3 separate regions of the Homo sapiens genome follow, and all the other regions are linked to region 1. A link is a loop called in an ENCODE intact Hi-C map of the cell type or tissue named here. Cell type or tissue: prostate gland. All regions are shown on one strand. Links, peaks and the distances in the headings refer to the core of each region. The heading gives the core; the rest is flanking DNA.

Region 1 (5,477 bases), core at 381-5,380:
TCTGCCCCTACTGGGGGGTGTCTCCCAGTTAAGCTGCTCGGGGGTCAGGGACCCACTTGAGGAGGCAGTCTGCCTGTTCTCAGATCTCCAGCTGCATGCTGGGAGAACCACTACTCTCTTCAAAGCTGTCAGACAGGGACATTTAAGTCTGCAGAGGTTACTGCTGTCTTTTTGTTTGTCTGTGCCCTGCCCCCAGAGGCGGAGCCTACAGAGGCAGGCAGGCCGGCCTCCTTGAGCTGTGGTGGACTCCACCCAGTTCGAGCTTCCCAGCTGCTTTGTTTACCTAATCAAACCTGGGCAATGGCGGGCGCCCCTCCCCCAGCCTCGATGCAGCCTTGCAGTTTGATCTTAGACTGCTGTGCTAGCAATCAGCGAGACTCCGTGGGCGTAGGACCCTCCGAGCCAGGTGTGGGATATAATCTCCTGGTGCGCTGTTTTTTAAGGCCGTGGGAAAAGTGCAGTATTAGGGTGGGAGTGACCCGATTTTCCAGGTGCCGTGTGTCACCCCTTTCTTTGACTAGGAAAGGGAACTCCCTGACCCCTTGCACTTCCCGAGTGAGGTAATGCCTCGCCCTGCTTCAGCTCGCGCACGGTATGCTGCACCCGCTGTCCTGTGCCCGCTGTCTGGCACTCCCTAGTGAGATGAACCTGGTACCTCAGATGGAAATGCAGAAATCACCTGTCTTCTGCGTCACTCACCCTGGGAGCTGTAGACTGGAGCTGTTCCTATTCAGCCATCTTGGCTCCACCCACCTATTTTATTTTTATTTTTTATTTTACTTTAAGTTCCAGGATACATGTGCAGAATGTGCAGGTTTGGTACATATACATACATGTGTCATGATGATTTGCTGTACCTATCAACCTGTCATCTAGGTTTTAAGCCCCACATGCATTAGGTATTTGTCCTGATGCTCTCCCTCCCCTTGCCCCTCACCCCGGACAGGCCCCGGTGTGTGATGTTCCCCTCCCTGAGTCCAAGTGGTCTCATTGTTCAGCTCCCACTTATGAATGAGAACATGCAGTATTTGGTTTTCTGTTTCTGTGTTAGTTTGTTGAGGATGATGGCTTCCAGCTTCATCCATGTCCCTGCAAAGAACATGATCTCATTCTTTTTTATAGCTGCATAGTATTCCATGGTGTATATGTACCACATTTTCTTTATCCAGTCTATCATTGATGGGCATTTGGGTTGGTTCCATGTCTTTGCTATTGTAAATAGTGCTGCAATAAACATAGGTGTGCATGTGTCTTTATAGTAAAATGATTTATAATCCTTTGGGTCTATACCCAGTAATGGGATTGCTGGGTCAAATGATATTTCTTGTTCTAGATCCTTGAGGAATCGCCACACTGTCCTCCACAATGGTTGAACCGAGTTACACTCCCACCAACAGCATAAAAGCATTCCCATTTCTCCACAGCCTCACCAGCATCTATTTTTTCCTGACTTTTTAATGATTGCCATTCTGACTAGTGTGAGATGGTATCTCATTGTGGTTTTGATTTGCCTAATCATAATACCTAATGATCAGTGATGATGAGCTTTTTTTCATATGTCTGTTGGCTGCATAAATGTCTTTTTTTGAGAAGTGTCGGTTCATATCCTTTGCCGACTTTTTGATGGGTTGGTTTTTTTTTTTTTTTTTTGTAAATTTGTTTAACTTCTTTGTAGATTCTGGATATTAGCCCTTTGTCAGATGAGTAGATTGCAAATATGTTCTCCCATTCCTTAGGTTGCCTGTTCAGTCTGATGCTAGTTTCTTTTGCTGCGCAGAAGCTCTTTAGTTTGATTAGATCCCATTTGTCAATTTTGGCTTTTGTTGCCATTGCTTTTGGTGTTTTAGTCATGAAGTTTTTGCGCATGCCCATGTCCTGAATGGTGTTGCCTAGGTTTTCTTCTAGAGTTTTTATGGCTTTGGGTTTTACATCTAAGTCTTTACTCCATCTTGAGTTAATTTTCATATAAGGTGTAAGGAAGGGGTCCAGTTTCAGTTTTCTGCTTATGGCTAGTCAGTTTTCCCAGTGAAGGGTATAAATGCTTAAAATAAATTTAAATGTAATAAAGAAGAGACAGTAACTTTTAACAGGGGGTATATTTTTTTCAACTGTGACCTTTTTTTTTGGAACATTTCTACTTCTATATCTGTACTCCCACAGCCAGACTTATATTTTTATCATCAGTATCTAGATATGTTTCTATATTTAAATCAACACAGTTTATATAATTCATAAATATCAAATCATACTTTTTATAATATTCTCTTAACATTTCATAACTTTTCCCCAAAACACTTAAATATTTTTAAAAGCAGCTAGAGTTTTCCATCATATAGCTGTACCATAATTTATTAGTACAATCCCCTATTGTTGATTACTTAGGTAAATTTTCAATTATACATCATGATAAAAAAAACACTATGATAAACATCCACATACATCAGTCTTTATCTTTGGATAAACTCCTAGAAGTTATTGGGTCAAATAATTTGAATATTTTTATATAAACATGCTTATTTTACATCTTATTTTATGCAAAATAATATTTTAAGGCCTAATTTAGGAAAAATATTTAAATTCTGGATTGAGTTTTCTATACACATATTGGCACACCGACATAGCTGTGTCTACCACGAATCAGAATTCCTGGTTGGGAAGGCCATTTAAAACCCACATTGCAAAATGGCATCAGGCTCATTTGACCTATCTCGGGCCTCTTGTACTTTTCTCTTCTGCCCTCTAGTGGTCATGAGGATCAAAAATGTGGAACTGGAATTATATATATTACTCTACTGATGAAAGTAACCAAAATTAAGCATAAAACACCTGAACTAAACTATTTTTGAGCACTAAATTACACAATTACTAAAAATTTATCATGACATAATTCAGTTTTCTTCACTTTTGCTATGATGATTTTTTTAAGCATTTTTTTCCTCCTGTGATGTGGAAGGTATGCATCTTTTAAAAGTATAATTGTAGCATTTTTGTTTATACTACTATAAAATGGCAATATCTATTAACCTAGCAATGTTTGAAGTAAATTACAAAAAAGAATACTTTTACATTCTTCCTTCCATACTACTCCCAACCGTCTACAAATCTTTGTTGATGCAATCAGAATTTTTTTTTTTGCATCCGTGATATCATTCATGAATTATTTTGTTACCTTTTCTACTTTGATAATCAGTTTTGTCACCATTTTCTCCCATTTTCATGGCCATATTAACAATCATTATTCTCTATTAACTCCTTTTAACTGGTTTGCTTTTCTTACTGCTAATACCATGATTTGTAAATTCTCCTTCCTTATGTTCTGTATTTGGAATTAAGGTTTATTAGACAAGTTCATTTTTAAAGACATTTTTCTGGGCTGGCTGAGCCAGGCTGCCACTCCTGTGTTCATATTTAGTTCTGCTCCATGATGATTAGCAAAATAAAAGGAGACTGTTCACCACAGAAGGACTTAAAATGTACTGTGATATCAGCTTTCCATACTGTAAGTGGATTGGAGGAGTCACTGTTCCTAACTCAATTTTCTCAAATAACAAGAAACACCCATAAATGATTGTTGAAAAAGGATATCTGAATTGTATGGTTTTCTGGTCACATTTGTCAGAACCCCTTTTTTCTTAGATTTTTAAAAAGAAAATAAAACCAAATGTTATTTAATTGATTATTATCTGCTATTTTTATTATTATTTTGTTAGATTTCATTATTGACCTTCTAGAACAAAAAGGAAGAAAGGTAAAAAATCTTTTTGGCAATACCTTGTCTTTATACTAACATGTCCTAAAAACATATTTGAATGACTTAAGTCTCATATAAATAAGATCGTTGTAGTAAAATCATTGAGTGCTTTATAGAAACAAGATGCCTGGAAGCAAATTGTGGTGCTTAAGAATACGGGCTTGGACTCAGCTAAGTCTGACTTCAAATGCTGGCTCTGCAACTACTAGCTTGTGACTTTGGATAAATTATTTAACCTTGTTCAGTCTTAGGTTCAACAGCTGAAAAACGGTGTTCATGTTGCTCAGATTCTCGTAAGGACCACGTGAGTGGAGCTCTCGAACCAGGAGCACCATGCCTGGCGTGGAGCAACCTTGAACTTAGTCGCTATCTTTCAGGTGTTTTCTGGTCCATTGTCTATGGAAAGTAATTACTTAAAAAATAATAAACCCTCAAGTAAGTAGAAGAAAGGAGCAACAGCTCCCATAAACTGAAAGAGCCAATAATCCCTGCCCTATACACATCTTTTCAAACCTGGAGCCAGCGACCTAGGGAGGAGACTGAGGCCGGCAGAACTGGGTGACCTGCCTTGGCAGCCTAGTGGGGGGTGGCACATGAGGGGTGAAGAGAAGAAGCGCCAAGTCCCTCCCCTGCTTTCCGGGGAATGTCCCAGACAGGCAGAGGCTTACATCAAGAATTCGGAAGATTGTCTTATTTCAGAATGAGACTGCCTTTACAAGCAAATGGGATTGTACTAGTCAGTGCTCTCCAAAGAAACAGATCTAAAAAGATGCAGACAGATAGGTAGACGCAAACACAGAAAGATTTACACATATACAGACACGTGTATACAGAGAGTGACCAATAGCTACAACCTGCTCTAAGAAGGACCTGACAGCCAGGGCAAGCTGGGGATTTTCCTGACATCAGAACCATCCTCCCAGCCCCAGCTCAGCCCGTGTACAACAGAAGCCAGGAAGCACATGCAAAGTGAGGCAAACAGGGATTATTCATCACAAATGCACTCATCAAGCCAAACTTATTCATAAATTTACTCGGTAGAATGCTTCCTCTGTCCTGGATGAGACATGGAGACCACTGCGGGACTTCTCTGGTCTCATGTATAGACATGCATACATAGGTATATATGTGGTTATAGATAGGTGTGCACGTGTGCATATGTGGTTATGCATAGGTGTGCACGTGTATATATGTGGTATAGATAGGTGTGCACATGTGTATATGTGGTTCTGCATAGGTGTGCACGTGTGTATATGTGGTTCTGCATAGGTGTGCACGTGTGCATATGTGGTTCTGCATAGGTGTGCACGTGTGCATATGTGGTTCTGCATAGGTGTGCACGTGTGCATATGTGGTTCTGCATAGGTGTGCACGTGTGCATATGTGGTTCTGCATAGGTGTGCACGTGTGCATATGTGGTTCTGCATAGGTGTGCACGTGTGCATATGTGGTTCTGCATAGGTGTGCACGTGTGCATATGTGGTTATGCATAGGTGTGCACGTGTGCATATGTGGTATAGATAGGTGTGCACGTGTGCATATGTGGTTATGCGTAGGTGTGCACGTGTGCATATGTGGTTATGCGTAGGTGTGCACGTGTGCATATGTGGTTATGCGTAGGTGTGCACGTGTGCATATGTGGTTATGCGTAGGTGTGCACGTGTGCATATGTGGTTATGCGTAGGTGTGCACGTGTGCATATGTGGTGATGCGTAGGTGTGCACGT
Region 2 (5,477 bases), core at 312-5,311, 200 kb before region 1:
AAGAGTGCAAGACCAAGAGGCTAAGGCAGATTGCTCTGTGCAAGAAGTGGCAGGTAGTGTGGCGTGGCTGGAGATGAAGAAATGACTGGATTGGGAAGGACTTTATCCACCAATCTAATGAATTTGACTTTCATCTTGAAGGTGTGAAATAGCGTGCTAAACAAGTTTAAAAGCAAAATGTCATTAGCCTATTTGTATTTAGAAAGAGCACTCCAGAAGCAAGGAGGGGATGGGTGAATTGGATGTACTGACACTGGAACAAGGAAATTATTCCAATAGTCCAGGAAAGAAGAAGGACATCAACTAAAATTGCACAAGTGAACATGGAAAAAAGAGGATGCGTCTGAGAAATATAAATATTGGCCGGGGCGGTGGCTCACACCTGTAATCCCAACACTTCGGGAGGGTGAGGTGGGCAGATTGCTTGAACTCAGGAGTTCAAAACCAGCCTGGGTAACATGGCAAAACCCCTCTCTACACAAAATACAAAAATTAGCCAAGCGTGATGGCATGGCCTGTAGTCCCAGTTACTCAGGAGGCTGAGGTGGGAGGATCACTTGAGCCTGGGAGGTTGAGGCTGCAGTGAGCCATGATCTCGCCACTGCACTCCCACCTGGGAGATAGAGTGGGACCCTGTCTAAAAAAAAAAACAAAGAAATATAAATATTGTATTAGGGTTTACCAAAGAAACAGAACCAATACGATATATGTATGTATACGGGTATATATATAAGGAGATTCATATAAGGAACTGACTCACAAGATCACTGAGGCTGGCAAGTCTACAGGATGAGCCAGCAAGCTGGAGACCCAGGAGAACTGATGGCATAGTTCCTGACCAGAGGCTAGCAGGCTTGAAATCCAGGAAGAGTCAGTGTTTCAATCTGAGTCTGAAGGCAAGAAACAAGCTGATGTCCCAGTCAAAAGATCAGAAGGCAGGAGAGATTCTTTCTTACTCAGGGAGGATCAGTTTTTTTGTTTTATTCAGGCTTCTAACTGATTGGATGAGACTCACTCATATGTTAGGGAGGTCAATTTGCTTTACTCAGGCTATCCATTTAAATGTTAATCTCATCCCAAAACACCCTCATACACACACCCAGGATAATGTTTCAGCAAGTATCTGGGCACTCTATGGCCCAGTCAAGTTGACACATAAAATTAATCACAAATATGTTCCAGTAACTTAGTTTTTAAACAACTAGATTCTTATGAGAATAAACTCAGGATAGGATAGGGGAAATGCTTTCTGGCTTTCCACTTGCATATTCTTGGAATGTCACTTTTTCTTAAATGTTAAAAATTGAAGGCCAGGCATGGTGGCTCATGCCTGTAATCCCAGCACTTTGGGAGGCTGAGGTGGGTGGATCACGATGTCAGGAGTTCCAGACCAGCCTGACCATCATGGTGAAACCCCATCTTTACTAAAAATACAAAAAAATAGCTGGGAGTGGTGGCGCGTGCCTATAATCCCAACTACTCAGGAGGCTGAGGCAGGAGAATCACTTGAAACCTGGGAGACGGAGGTTGCAGTGAGCCAAGATCACGCCACCGCACTGCAGCCTGGGCAACAAGAATGAGACTCCATCTCAAAAAAAAAAAAAAAAAATGAAAATGTGTCGTTAATCATCGAGATAGTCTTTCAGTCTGCACTCAGTAATATTAATGCCTTCTCATTGAAGTCATCTATTCTGTTCCCATAAAGATCAGGATAGTTTAGGTAGTGGTGAATAAATAAGGTTCTCAATGGCCTATTAGTTTTTTTAAATGTTCAAAAGATAGTAGCATGTTGGGAAAAGAGATGAATTCCACATTTCTTTTGGTACAGTACAACTTACTGAAATTGCTTTCTTATTTCAACAAGGATTTACCAGGTTGTGTGTAGTGGTTAAAAGCATGGACTTTACAGCCACATTACATGGGTTCAAATCCACTTACTAGTTATGTTAACCACAGGAAGTTAGCTAATGTCTCTCTGCCTCAGTTTTCTGTTTGTAAATTAGGATAAAAATCTCCGTAGATGTGAATATGTATAGCTAGATAGTAGATTGTATTCAAAATCCCAATCATAACATAATAAAAATATTAACTATTATTAGTTGTTTTGAATATACAACCTAATTTCATTTTCTCCATGATCTGAGCATGTTGAGTTATTTTTAAACAACTCCATTTTACAGATGAGACAGTGTTCCAATAAGCTAGGTAGTATGCCCACAGACACACAGCTAGCAGCTGAGATGAACCACCCAAGTCTATTTGGTTTTCAGCTCATGTTCTTTTCATGATATTTTGCTTTCTCTCAATATTTATAGAATTTAATTTAATTGACTAGAATTAAACTAAGAGAAAATGATTGAATGAAGAGATGCAGAAGGCAAGAGATAGCAAAGGTCATTCTGGGCTGGGCATGGTGGCTCACACCTGTAATCCCAGCACTTTGGGAGGCCTAGGCGGGTGGATCATCTGAGGTCGGGAGTTCAAGACCACCCTGGCCAACATGGTGAAACACCCCCGTCTGCTAAAAATACAAAAATTAGCTGGGTGTGGTGGCAGGCGCCTGTAATTGCAGCTACTCGGGAAGCTGAGGCAGGAGAATCGCTTGAACTGGGGAGGTGGAAGTTGCAGTGAGCCGAGATGTGCCATTGCACTCCAGCCTGGGCAGTAAGAGCGAAACTCCGTCTCAAAGCAAAAAAAAGAAAAGCTACCTTTACCAAAGACAGTTAAAATGATGGCCACCAAGGGGCAGTGTGCAGCAGGCAGAGAAGGTGGCTTTTTAAATTATTTTTCACTGCCTGCTGAGACAAAGATGTTACACCAGAATATGCCACCCTAACATATGCTTCTTTGGCATAAGGATTATTTTGAGCTGAAGACGATTGAGAAGAAACAAATAAAAGAAAAACTCTGCCTTCCCTTTCTTTGCCTAAAGGCAGGACATGCTAGTTAATGATCAACCCCTGACCTAATCGGTTATGTTACCTATAGATTACAGACATTTTATAGAAAAAGAAAAACACGGTGAAAATCCCTGTCCTGTTCTGTTCCATTGTAATTACCAGTGCATGCAGCCCCCAATCACATACCCACTGCTTGCTCAATCGATCATGACACTCTCATGTGGACCCCCTTAGAGTTGTAAGCCCTTAAGAGGGAAAGGAATTGCTCACTTGGGGAGCTCGGTTTTTGGAGACGTGAGTCTGCTGATGCTCCCAGCTGAATAAAGCCCTTCCTTCTACAACTCGGTGTCTGAGGGGTTTTGTCTGTGGCTACAAACCTGTCTTTGGCCAGTCTAATTTACAGGACCTCAGCCAGAGAACTAAGATGGGTAGAGGCAATACAGGAGATAGAAATAATTTAGGTAGGTAGATAGGGTGAAAGAGTCCCTGACAAAAGCTTTTCTTCTGACAAAAAACAGCTCAGAAATTACTTCCATTCTAACCACAGGCAGTCCAAATAAATCACTTCTCTTTTAACAAAGAGCAGCCTGGAAGATTGGACTGTATAATGTAGATAAGCATCTCCGGCACAGAGGGAGAGTTTCTTGGGTAGTCACCAAACTTACATAAATGGGTCCCAGTAAAAACAGTAGGCTTTAATGAGCACATTCCTTTCCCCTTTTTTGGACAGGGACACACTAAGGTTAGCTAGAAGCTTGCATGGTGGGGTGGGGGAAATGCCTGCAGCTGCAAGGAGGTACCCAGGACAAGGCATGGAAACTCCCCCTATTCTTGTTAGCACATGCAAGGTGGAAGGAGAAAGGCAGTGTGGAGTCGCCCAAGCTAAGAGCCTGCCTGCATGATAAAAGAATGGGGTAGGGGCTGCCAGAGATTCCACTCTATACAGATGACACACCTGGTCCTAACCAGGTTTTCATGCCCTATGTAGATAAGATACCCGCTCCCTACTAGCTCGTTGATAAAAACCCTCCATTTTACTGCAGCACGGCAACCCGTCTGGGACCTCTCTCTGTGAGAGAGAGCTGTCCTTTTCCTTTTGCCTATTACACTTCTCTAACTTCACCCTTTGTGTGTCTGCATTCTTCATTTCTGTGGCCATGAGACAAAAAACCTCAGCTGATATCCCAGACAACAAGGCTGCTTTAGAGGGAAAACGGATAGCTAATATTATCAGTTAATTGGCTATGTTAATTGATACCTTCAAATTAGGTGTTTTAAAATAAATGCTGAGAACAATATGAAAGTGTTTTTCTTTTACTAATTCTCTGAGGATTTTGTTATTTATTTAGCTTTACAATGCCTAGCCCCCTTTATAAATGTAATTATTGTGTTGCTAAGTGCATGTATACAAAAAATTCATTGGTTCAAAAGCCATAGGCCTGGTACCATAGCCATATATGGTACGTTCAAACCTTGGAAATGCACATTCTCAGTGTGTCGGAAGCTCTGTACTGCTCCTTCTTGAAGAACTACTTTGATTTGTGGTTAACTCGCTGTTTTGACTCACTGTTTTAACTCCCATTACTTCAGTATCTGACATTCAGCCTCAGAATCTGGCCAGTGTATCAGGGCTGGAATTAATTGATTAACACCATTAGATGGCAGTACTATTTAAATTCCAAAAATGGTTATAAACTCATTCTCTAAAATGTGTGTCAAATAGAATATTTGACTGATAATAACTCTAAGAGCACAAAAGGATTAAACACACACACAAGACAAAGTTTGGGATATACCCATTGGAAAAACCCTTGGTCTCTTTAAATTTTTTTTCATATGTATGTATATTGCACATATTGCCGGCCTCTTTATCTCTTTTTTCCTTTTTTTTTTTTTTTTTTTTGAGAAGGAGTCTTACTCTGTCACCCAGGCTGGAGCACAGTAGTGCAAACATGACTCACTGCAGCCTTGAACTCCTGGGCTCAAGCGACCTTGTCACCTTAGCCACTGTGACCAGCCTTCTTTTCCCTTTTGACTTTGTTATATCACACTGACTCTAGAAATGTGGTTCTTTATTGGGGCGATTTTGCCCTCCCCCGGGGACATCTGACAAGGTCTGGAGACATTTTGATTGTGGGTAGGGGGAGGGACACTCTGCTACAGGCATCTAGTTGGCAGAGCCCAGAGATACCGCTACACACCCTACACTGTGCAGAACAGCCCCTACGGCCAGGAATTATCAGGCCCAAACAAAATACCAAGTTAGTTTTTAATTTCAAAGTTTACGCGTAACATTATTTTTTAGATATAAAAAATATTCACACATTAATTTGATCACAAGAAATTTTAAAGAAATTTAAACATTTTCAGAAAAGGCTACTTCAAGGTGTCATGACAGCTTTGGACCAAACATTAATGTTCTATATGACTTTGGGCAAGTCAGTCATGTTTATTAGACTTAATAACCCAGGTAACGTTAGCTGTTGGAGGGTTTTTTAAAAAACGTTTTATTTTGAAAAAACTTCAAACTTAAAGGAAAAATGGCAAGAATACTACAAAGACCTATTTATTCAGATA
Region 3 (5,477 bases), core at 318-5,317, 76 kb before region 1:
AGCAAGGCTGCTTCAACAGTTCTTCTTAGAAATTGATGCTTTGGAGGTGAATATCTCAGAAATAGCTTTTTCAGGTGGTGTTCTGTTGAAAGTGTTGTTCAGGCCGGGCCGAATGACTCAAGCCTGTAATCCCAGCACTCTGGGAGGCCGAAGCCGGCAGATTGCCTGAGTTCAAGAGTTTGAGACCAGCCGGGGCAACATGGCAAAACCCTGTCTCTACAGAAAACACACGCACACACAAAAATGAGTGGTGTGGTGGTATGCGCCTGTGGTCCTAGCTACTTGGGAGGCTAGGGTGGATCTCTTGAGCCCAGGAAGTCGAGAAGGCAGTAAGCTGAGATCGTGCCACTACACTACAGTCTGGGTGACAAAGTGACACCCTGTCTCAAAAAAAAGAAAGAAAGAAAAAGATTGTTCAAGTTTTCTTGGGATTTATTTGAACATTTTAATTCCAACGCATCTAATTTCCTGGGTTCTTTATTTGAATCTTTATCTTCGTAGGTATTTAAATGTAATCATTATTTCCTTTCAGAAAAATTATTCCTTCTTACCTCTAATTGTTTACCTTTCCCAACACAAACTTTATAAGTGGGGCTGTTTTCCCAGATCAATATCACCTTTTGAAGATTTCAGTTTGTTGCATTTTATTTTGTTTTATTTTCTGGCTGTTTCCAGGTCCCCTTCCCCAGTGTCTGGCACACCTGGTACTGCATCTTGGTGGGCAGCAGCCCTGGGAGTGCCTTGCATGTAAAAAGCTGATGGAAAGGAACCCATCCGGGAGGTTTCTGCTTTGGGAGGACCCCGTAGGTGTTTTACAAGGCAGCAGTGCAGGGAGTAAGTGTGGGAATTCCAGCCCAGAGCCCTGGCCACATGAACTCTCGTCTCACTCCCTGGTGATCGCTTCATCTCTCCAGGCTCTCTGCTTGCCTGTGAGATGCCCAAATAATGTGCAGTCTGTTGATTAGTGTCATATTTGCATAGTTAAAAAAAACACCATGCTAAATTATGAGCCACATTTTCAGCAATTCCTAAGATACCCCTTAAAATGAGCTCTTTTTTGCTAGGGACTCTGGCAGGCTGTTCACCCATGGCCTCCCAGGAGCTGGGCTTCCCTCAAGTTTCCTAGGACACACTGCCAATCACAAGACAGCCCGTCCAAAGGACTTTTCCTCCCTCATATAAAGGACCTCTATTTCCTTCTTCCACAACAGAGCACTTGTGGAAACTTCCAGAAGCTGGAGTCTTTGTAAATACACAGTAAAGAATCTGAGTTCATTTCTTTCCCATTGCCTTCAGGAGTCCACATTTTTACCATCAGATTAAAGATTCTTGACATCTCTTCACTGTCTTTTATGAGTGACTCTCCTAGCTTTTTTACAGAAAAACCAAAAACCATTTTTTTTTTTTTGAGACAGAGTCTCGCGCTGTTGCCCAGGCTGGAGTGCAGTGGCGTGATCTCCGCTCACTGCAACTTCCGCCCCCTGGGTTAAAGCAATTCCCCTGCCTCAGCGTCCCTAGTAGCTGGGGTTACAGGCATGCGATACCACGCCCGGCTAAGTTTGTATTTTTAGTAGAGACGGGGTTTCACCGTGTTGGCCAGGCTGGTCTCGAACTCCCGCCTCAGGTGATCCGCCCGCCTTGGCCTCCCAAAGTGCTGGGATTACAGGCATGAGCCACCACCCTGGCTTTGTCTGTTTTTAATCTGTGACCTTTTACAGCATGTACAAAATCACCTTATGATTGTTAACACAAGAAAACCTTCACTCTGCTCTGTCAATCACAGAATCTCCAATTTGAAAACGAACAATATTGCTATTTTTAAAATTCTGAATGCAATTGATTTTAAAGGTCCTTCTGGCCTAATTTTGTAGAAAGATAAAGTGACTGTCATAAATCAACACCAAGTACAGAACCCCTCTGTTAACTTTGGACTCTACTTTGCTATGAGATACAAAGTATCTGGGATTTGGGTTTTTCTTTTTTTCCAGTGAATTGAATTTCTTAGTGATTGCATAAAGTCGAAAAAGAAAAAGGGATTGATAATTTTGGAGAACATTAAGCTATTTTTAAAAAGATATTTCTCTCAAAGATAAAGGAATTTGCTATAGAAATGAATACACTTACTCCCAAAGCAGCATTAAATTGTGTTAACTTTAACACCCTTTCCTAAAAGAGGGAACCATAATGCTTCAGGATTAGCACTTGGACGATTGGAGAAATGAATATGTCTTTCACCCGCACGCACCTTTCATTATCCAGGACAGAAGGGAGTAAGGAGGGAGGCAAGAGAGATCCCCCCACTCCACAACCCAAAAAAGGGAAACAGGGAGGGGAATTTTCCCCTGGTTCCTTTCCAAGGAGCGGTGGCCCAGGAGGCCTTGCTCTCCCGCAGGCGCCTGGCTGTGTCTTCGGGGGTTCCTTCTCTGAGCCTCAGGACTTTGTCACCTGTGAAATAGGACGGGGTGGAGACCTGAAGGAGCTGAGGGGCAGGATACACGTTGTTTGAATTAATGTTTCTGTCCCTCGGGCCCTGCCACTGGGAGCCCCAGCGGCCCACGTGCCTTTCATCCTGGCCCGCAGAGGCCTGAGTGCTGTTTCGGGCAGCTCCGGGCAGGGCTGGGTAGGGCCCAGCGGACCCCACGGGCCGCCCCCCCCCGCCTCTCCCCAGCTATTTGTCTGTCGTCCCTCTTCGTCCCTCTTCTCCTGAGGTGCTGTCCCGGCCCTCGGGGCGGGGGCAGCCGCGGGCAGCTCAGTCCGCAGCGCTTCCAGAGGTGCCCGAGTCTCCTGAACGCTCCGCAGGAAAGCAGCTGTGCTGCGTGGAGCCCTCCCCTCGTCCCGGTCCCTCCGTCCGTGTTCCTGTCCCTCCCGTTCTGCGGCGGGAGGTGGCGGTGTGGGTCTCCGGGGAGGCGCGGCGGGCTGGGGAGGTGGGGAAGGGTGTGCGCGTGCTGGGGGTGGGGGGGAAAGACCTGCCGCCCCCCCCCCCCGCCTCCCCAGCCCTTGGTTGCTATGCAGTTTCTATGGCAGCGGCATCCTCAGACTCAACTTTCACCCTCGTTTAGAGCCAATTAAGGTAAAATAGTGAGGGGAGGAGGGAAGAGCGTGGCCAGGGAAGGGAGGGGGGAGAGGCAGGAAATTCAATTCGAAGCTGCAAGTGCAGCGTTTACTCTGCCAAAGTCGCAGTACAGATTCCGAAGCCGCAGCGCCGTCCCCTCCTTTCCTCGCCCCAGCCCGAGCGGGAAGCGGCAGCAGCTCCCCAGAGCCCTGGCTTGGCAGGGAGGGGACGGCGCCCGAGCAGCCATATTGCAGCCCCCCGGGTCCCTCCTCCGGCCGGCGCAGGCCCCGCGCTCACGACCTCCTCTGGGAGCCGGATCTGTCCTCTCCATCGCCGCCACCCGCCGGCCTCTGCGTCCCTTGGCTTCCGACATCCCGTCTGGCCGTCCCCCTGTGCCGGTCCGAGCCTCTGTTTATTTCCTTTCCTACTATCAATACTCGACCAGCAGAAAAGGAAAGTTTAAAAATGCCAATCGCACAGTTGCTGGAACTATGGAAAAAGATCGAGGTGGAGCCTATGGAAATAGAGGTGAGTGCAGGAGAGAACGCACTTTTCACAGCATCCTCAAGAATCCGAACTCTGCAGCCAATGCATTGCTCATTTACTATAATCAGTTCATGTCCATTAGGTGACTATGATGGGTCAGAGAGTTGGCTATCCAGTGTGTGTGGATGTATATGTTGCGTTGTGTATGCACATGGATAAACATTGCGTGTGTATACACGCACGGCATTGTGTGTGGTGTAAATACATAAATGATAATGAGTACAAGAAACAAATTGTTGCCCTTAAGGAAACTTCAGGATGCTTCTTAAAGTCTATGTAAGTCTTAAAGTATTCCCGTTTCCAAACTAATCTGCATCAGTTTGATTTTCCTTCAACAAGTGGCTTTAAATTAGAAGCCTTCCATTTGCTACAGTGAAAGATGAAACCAGAAGGCAAAAATCAATGATGAATCAAGGAACAGAGAGCATAAAGATAATGTGATCTTAAACGAAAAAAGATAATGCAACCTTAAAAGGATGAATGGTCAGATAAAGAGGTGTGATTAAAGATAAACAGAAAAGATAATGAAATCAAAGTGTTCCTTGCCCGTCCCAGGGCTGGTGGGTGTGCAGGAATCACTGCTGAGAGTTTTTCACTCCATGCTTCCCTGGGGACACGCAAACCTCTGCTCCACGGAATCTGATTTGCTCCATTTGAATTGGAGATGGTCAACATACATTTTCCTAGAAGAGAAAGTTCCCCAAATTTATTAACGTCTACTAAATTATTAGATATACCTGTTCTGTGTTTATAGCAACTCAAATGGCATTTAAACATGGCTCATTTGTAATCACTCACCAAACCTCCTCAAAGTCCAATTTAATTTTTGCCTATCTCCTACTCCCAGCACTGTACTTATAAATTCAATGCTATTTTAAATTTTATTTATTCTTATATGTACGTCTTGAGATAGTCACATAACATACCTTTGAACTGAATGAGAGATTCTGTTTTAGAAGAGAATTTACTGAATGCTTCATATTGAATAGTTTTCTTGGAAAGCCAAGCTAAATAATGCTCGACATATGTATTGATGTTTAGCAGAGACTGTTGGGCATAGCACGGACATTGAAGTCCATTTGTTTTAGATGGAACAGCCCAGATACTGCTGCTCATGGAAAGTACCTGGGGTGGGAGAAGGATGACACCAGGGCTCCCTACTGTTACTGATTCTTCTGTTTGTACATGGGGTTGTTCTTGGTGTTGAGGATGGTGCCTTGGAAAGATCCATTCCCTTACTGCGGTTGCCATTTCAAGTCTACTTTTTTTGAGAGAGAGAGAGATTCAATTTTTCTAAATATTGAATTAGTGAACGAGCAAGTGATCAGCTAGAAGTTCTTTTCTCATTTACTAGTGCTTCCTATAGCCCAGCTGGTCATCGTCAGCACATTGGCTTGTGCTGAAGCTGTAAGGTGCTCAGCCCTCACGAATGAAGGGCTTGTCCAGAGGGAGGATTCCGCCCTGGGCTCAGAAAGGATGGGAGAGAGGGGGCCAGGGGCTTTACAATTCCAGGTGGGACCCTGGTCTTTACATTATTTCCAGTGACCAAAGCCATGAGGAGCAGCTTGTGTTTCACATATTTCTCAAATCGCTCATAAATGGATCAGCAATGAATAGATTCCCATGATTTGAAAACCATGCCATGAGCCTAGAAAGCACTTGCAAGTGGCAAGAATTTGGAGCCGAGTTGACTGATGGTCTGCCCTGCCTTGCCAGCCCCAGGAGAGGGCAGATGGTAAAGGTTTTGAGGAAAATTGGATACATTAAATAGCTCTTGAAGCAAAATAAATTTTTTTCAGGCTTCTTAGCTGAATTTTTTCAGGAGAGCACAGCTGGTGGAGTATGGACAGTGTTAAATTCCTATTTACTTGGAACCCAG

Evidence for each region. A loop is a pair of places that touch in the nucleus more often than their neighbours do. Peaks named below come from ENCODE experiments on the same cell type or tissue, not always from the same donor. Only the 100,000 strongest peaks of a DNase experiment are listed, where the experiment ranks them.
Region 2: it touches region 1 in a loop (8-fold over the local background); 88 of 110 quality-filtered maps call a loop at or near these places.
Region 3: a loop joins it to region 1, with 7 times the contacts of the local background. A loop is called at or near these places in 9 of 110 quality-filtered maps.

What each region holds. Positions count from the first base shown.
Region 1 is chr6:166,784,149-166,789,625 of GRCh38, reverse strand. It overlaps a transcript of RPS6KA2 not described here. Among named protein-coding and RNA genes, the nearest start is that of RPS6KA2-AS1, 120 kb to the left of the region's middle. RefSeq lists an enhancer at 5,179-5,477. In prostate gland, for the core only: a CTCF peak has its summit at 2,739 (motif pointing left); a DNase peak (open chromatin) is centred at 2,715.
Region 2 is chr6:166,987,099-166,992,575 of GRCh38, reverse strand. No RefSeq gene overlaps it. Among named protein-coding and RNA genes, the nearest start is that of MIR3939, 8.1 kb to the left of the region's middle. In prostate gland, for the core only: a CTCF peak has its summit at 2,764 (motif pointing right); a DNase peak (open chromatin) is centred at 3,655; H3K27ac peaks cover 1,274 bases.
Region 3 is chr6:166,860,211-166,865,687 of GRCh38, reverse strand. It overlaps a transcript of RPS6KA2 not described here. Among named protein-coding and RNA genes, the nearest start is that of RPS6KA2-AS1, 41 kb to the left of the region's middle. RefSeq lists a silencer at 2,546-2,855. In prostate gland, for the core only: no CTCF peak of the experiment used is centred there; a DNase peak (open chromatin) is centred at 2,867; H3K4me3 peaks cover 1,336 bases; H3K27ac peaks cover 1,111 bases.